Linked DNA regions of Homo sapiens: region 2 is linked to region 1. The links are chromatin loops, found by intact Hi-C in ENCODE. Cell type or tissue: gastrocnemius medialis. All regions are shown on one strand.

What was found. Hi-C counts contacts between places; a loop is a spot of excess contacts. Peaks named below come from ENCODE experiments on the same cell type or tissue, not always from the same donor. Only the 100,000 strongest peaks of a DNase experiment are listed, where the experiment ranks them.
Region 2: a loop joins it to region 1, with 4 times the contacts of the local background. A loop is called at or near these places in 7 of 110 quality-filtered maps.

What each region holds. Positions count from the first base shown.
Region 1 is chr6:118,579,903-118,582,402 of GRCh38, reverse strand. The region is part of intron 2 of CEP85L (centrosomal protein 85L); the gene reads left to right. It overlaps LOC107986524 (a long non-coding RNA gene), which reads right to left. Exons shown (of 5, transcript XR_002956384.2): 5 at 105-674. Among named protein-coding and RNA genes, the nearest start is that of PLN, 33 kb to the right of the region's middle. In gastrocnemius medialis, a CTCF peak has its summit at 1,375 (motif pointing right); DNase peaks (open chromatin) are centred at 542, 1,462 and 1,722; H3K4me3 peaks cover 242 bases; H3K27ac peaks cover 2,500 bases.
Region 2 is chr6:118,513,879-118,516,378 of GRCh38, reverse strand. All of the region lies in intron 4 of CEP85L (centrosomal protein 85L), which reads left to right. Among named protein-coding and RNA genes, the nearest start is that of PLN, 33 kb to the left of the region's middle. In gastrocnemius medialis, no CTCF peak of the experiment used is centred here; a DNase peak (open chromatin) is centred at 1,498; H3K27ac peaks cover 1,867 bases.

The DNA.
Region 1 (2,500 bases):
GTGAGGGTCTGACTTAGCAGCAACATAACATCCCTCTATGTGAGATCAAACACCTGAGTTAAATTTTGGAAAATTTCTATATACTTATCGGAGTCATCAGAAAATTGGGCCAAGTCTCTGTTTATTTGCTTAAGGTCCTGTAATGAGAAGGAAACTTGAACCCTCATGGCACCATTCCTATCAGCCATTTCCTGCAGAGGTAAGAATGAAGCGGGGAGAGTAGGATATACTGGAGATAGTGGAGCTGGAGGAGCTGATAGTATGATTGGAGGGGGACTGGAAGGATTGGGACATTCAATAGCTGTTTCAGATTGCTCCTCTGGAACCTGCTTTAGCTCTGGGGAACGATTCCCTGTGGCCGCTAAAAGAACTGGGTCAATTGTACAGAACTTGTAAAGGTCTGGGCTGTTTCACAGGGCAAAGAAAGTCTGTACATAGGGGATCTCAGTCCATTTGCCCTTCTGTTTGGAGAAAAGATCTAACTGTTGGATAATATTAAAATCAAGGCTCCCCGCAGCGGGCCAGGTTTATCTGTCCCCAAGATAGTAAGAAGGCTATGCTCTTGTGCAATAGAATATGAGTCACTTTTTTTTCAAAGTCTCAGGGTTGAAGGAGTCCCAGTGCTTTAAAATACATTCCAGAGGAGTGCATGCTGAAGACGATCTGTTGGCCATCTAGAAAGAGAAGTGAGAATAAAAGTGTCCTTTTAGTCTCCTTCCTTTTGGTGTATGACTCAGGGTGGAGAAGAAAACAGTAGGGGGCATTCCTCTAACTAGTCTCCCTCCCTGGTTCCTGGGTCCCGGCACCCAGTTAAATGTGCCGCCTGTGGCTGTAGGTGTGACCCTCCAAGCCATGGCACCAGAGAAACTAGACTTTTGAGGCCTAGTCACACTTACCCAAGTAGTCCCAGTCCTCTGCTTGTTATTTCCCTTTGACCTCCTAGACTTGTGTGACCTGTGTACCTCCCTAAAAAAAAATGGATCTCAGGGAAAACTGTGTAATTGGGGAAGGCCCCTTTAATGGAGGGGTTATGCTAGATTGAACTCTATATCCTGCTATTATGGCCCATGCTAAAGCATTTACCCTTAGAAAAATGGTTTCAGTTAACTTCCAGACTTAAAATCCCCTTACTAATTAAGTACTGTCTCTGTTGGAGACAGAATAGGTGACTTAAAGAAATGTAGGAACCAAATGGCTGTTTTCCTGCTGATGGGACAATATTGAGACTAAAATTTGGCTATGGAAGACATTTAATTTCTAACTGTTGAAAGCAGAATTTTCCCATTCCTGGAAGAGGCTTAGAGCCTGATTTCTAGCAGTGCAAAAGGAAGCTGCAGTGTTAGCATTAAAAAAAGTGCCTCATGTAGAGGATTTCTGTTTCCTCTAGGTGGCACTGTTGGCTTAGAAATACTGTGTGCTCCTCAGACAAGCGGTAGAGAGACCTGGAAATGCCGTGTGCTCTCCAGACCAAGGGGCTGAGAGAGAGAGGCTCACTGTCCCGGAGGAACCCTCTGTTCAGGAGATTGCAATGGCATTCTTGAGTTAAACTCCCGGTTACTAAATTCCCACACAGTTGACACATACACACAGAGTAAGAGACCACAGATAGAAAAGGAAGGAAAGTTTCATGACCGGATAGCTGAGGATTCTCTGCCAGCACCTGAAATGGGCTGTTGGAGGCTGGGTCTGGTCCAGAGGTCTTTGAGTCACACCAGGGTGTGCCCTGCCCAGAGATGCTCAGTTGCCTCAGAACTTTTCCCAGCCTTGCGCAACGGCGAGGTCTCCCCATGAAAGGAAGCTGATTCGAAATACGGCCAACATTCCCAATCACCTGTGGGTATTGGGGGGTTCTCCATGTTCTCACCAGCAAGCCTCACATCTGAGTCTTTAGAACAGCAGCCAACGATAAGTGTAGCTAACCAGCAGACAGATAGATGCCTTTTGATTGATTTGATTTGATTTTAAAATAGAGGCCAAGAGCACCTCAGAATGATAGAACAGATTTTAAGCTCGCTTGTATAATCACCACTTCAGTGAATGTTGTACCTCGGATTCCCGGCCAGTGCACCAAAATGATACGACTCTGATGACTGGAGGGGAATACCAGGGTCCTTTTCTCACGCCAGTTTAAATACGACGACATGGATATACGTGGAGTGGTTTTAAGGAGCGGAGAGAGTTTAATAAATCGGCAAGAAAGAAGGAAGGGGCTCCCCCATACAGAGACAGAGGGAGGGGGCTCCAAGCTGAGAGAGGGAACCCTGAGTGCAGCAGAAAACAGCCATTTATATTAGGAGGCTGGAGGAGCTGGTGTCTGATTTGCATAGAGTCCAGGGGATTGGGTTGACCAGGTATGTCATTCATGTAGCCCACAAAAATCTGGTCCTCCCACCCTAGCCTTTTAATATGCAAATGCAGGGCACCATGATGTTCTACACACGTGGGGATATGTGGGGGTGGCCATGATGCTAGGCACTTGTAGTGACAAGAAGAAGGTGGG
Region 2 (2,500 bases), 66 kb after region 1:
TTTACACTGTTGGTGGGAGTGTAAATTAGTTCAACCATTGTGGAAGACAGTGTGGCAATTCCTCAAGGATCTAGAACCAGACATACCATTTGACCCAGCAATCCCATTACTGGGTATATACCCAAAGGATTATAAATCATTCTCCTATAAAGACAGATGCACATGTATGTTTATCGCAGCACTATTCACAATAGCAAAGATTTGGAACCAACCCAAATACCCATCAATGATACAACTGGGTGAAGAAAATGTGGCACATATACACCATGGAATACTATGCCCAGCCATAAAAACGGATGAGTTCATGTCATTTGCAGGGACATGGATGAAGCTGGAAACCATCATTCTCAGCAAACTAACACAGGAACAGAAAACCAGACACCACATGTTCTCACTCATAAGTGGGAGTTGAACAATGAGAACACACTGACACAGGGAGAGGAATATCACACACCAGGGCCTATCTGGGGGTGGGGGTCTTGGGGAGGGATAGCATTCGGAGAAATACCTAATGTAGATGATGTGGGTGCAGCAAACCACCATGACAGGTGTATACCTATGTAGCAAACCTGCACGTTCTGCACATGTACCCCAGAGCTTAAAGTATAATAAAATAAAAAATAAATTTCTAAGTTCTTCTTTATCAATATCTTACAAATTTTAATTTGTTTGGTTTTCATTTTTGTTCACCTCAAAATACTTAGTTTATCTTCTGATTTCTTCTTTGACCCTAAAGTTATTTACAATTATGTTACATTGTTTCCAAATACTTCAGGATTTTCTAGAATTCTGTCTGTAATTGTTTTCTGATTTAATTTCACTGTGGTCCAAGAATATATTCTATATGAATTGAATTCTTTTAAGTTTGTTGGTGCTTGTTTCATGGCTCAGAAGATCATCTGTTTTAATAAGTGTTTCATGTATCCTTGAAGAGGGTGTGTATTCTGCTGCTTTTGTCTTTTGTGGGGAGTATTCTAGAAATTCCTTTTAGTACAAATCAGTTGATAGTGTTTTTGTCTTTTATATTCTCTTGATTTTCTGTCTACTTGTTCTATTAATGTCAATTATTGAGATCCAGGTGTCAAAATATCCAATTACAATTGTGGATGTATCTGTTTCTTTTCTGTTTTATCAGTTTTTTTGCTTCATGTATTTAGACACTGTGCTCTTAGGCCCAAATGTCATGACGTCTTAATGAATTGATCTTTTTATTATTATTAAGTTATAATTTTTGTCCCTGGCAATATTCTCTGCTCTAACAATCTGTTTTGGCCTGGCAAGTTGGCGCACATCTGTAATTCCAACACCAAGAAGTTGAGGCGGGAAGATCACTTGAAGCCAGGAGTTTGAGACCAGCCTGGGCAACATAGTGAGATTTCACCTTCACAAAATTAAAAAAAAAAAAACTTAGCCGGGCACAGTGGATCCTATATATAGTCCCAGCTATTTGGAAGGCTGAGACAGGAAGATGGCTTGAGCCCAAGAGTTCAAGGCTGTAGTGAGCTCTAATCACACCGCTGCCTTCCAGCCTGAGTGACAGAGTGACACCCTGTCTCTAAAATAGAAAAAAAAAAAATCTGCTTCTACTAATATTAATATAGTTACTCTGGCTCTCTTTTGATTATTTTTAGCACAGGTTTTCCTCTTTTTACTTTTAACCTGTTTGTGTCCTTATGTTCAGAATGGTTTTCTTTCTTGTAGATAGTATATAGTTAGGTCCTACTTTTTATCCATTCTGCCAATGTCTGCCTTTTGTTTGGGAGTATCTAAACCATTTACATGTTGTGATTATTGATATGGTCAAGTTTAAATCTCCTATATTGGTATTTGTTTTCTTTTTTTTTTTTTTTTTTTGAGACAGTGTCTTGCTCTGTCTCCCAGGCTGAAGTGCAATGGCACGATCTCAGCTCACTGCAACCTCTGCCTCCCAGGTTCAAGCCATTCTCCTGCCTCAGCCTCCCAGGTAGCTGGGACTACAGGCATGCATCACCATGACCAGCTAATTTTTGTATTTTTAGTGGAGATGGGGTTTCACCATGCTGGCCAGGCTGGTCTTGAACTCCGGACCTCAAGTGATCCACCTGCCTCAGCCTCCCAAAGTGCTAGGATTACAGATGTGAGCCACTGTGCCTGGCATTGCTATTTGTTTTCTTATTGTCCCATCTGATCTTTGTTCCCCTTTGCCTTCTCTTGAATTAGTTGAATATTTTTTTACAATTCCTGTTATCTCTTTATTGGCATGTTAGCTATACCTCTATTGTTATAATGATTGCTTTAGAGTTTATAATATATTTTAAAGTATAGCAGTCTATCTTCAAGTAATACTATACTATTTTATGTATAATGTAAGAATCTTATAAAGCATAGTTCCATTTTTTTCTCTTCTAGCCTTTGAGCTGTTTTGTCATACATTCTACATCTACAAAGGTTATACAACGTGGATATAAATTTTTTTTTGCCTCAAACAATTTATGATCTTTTAATGAGATTTAAATAATAA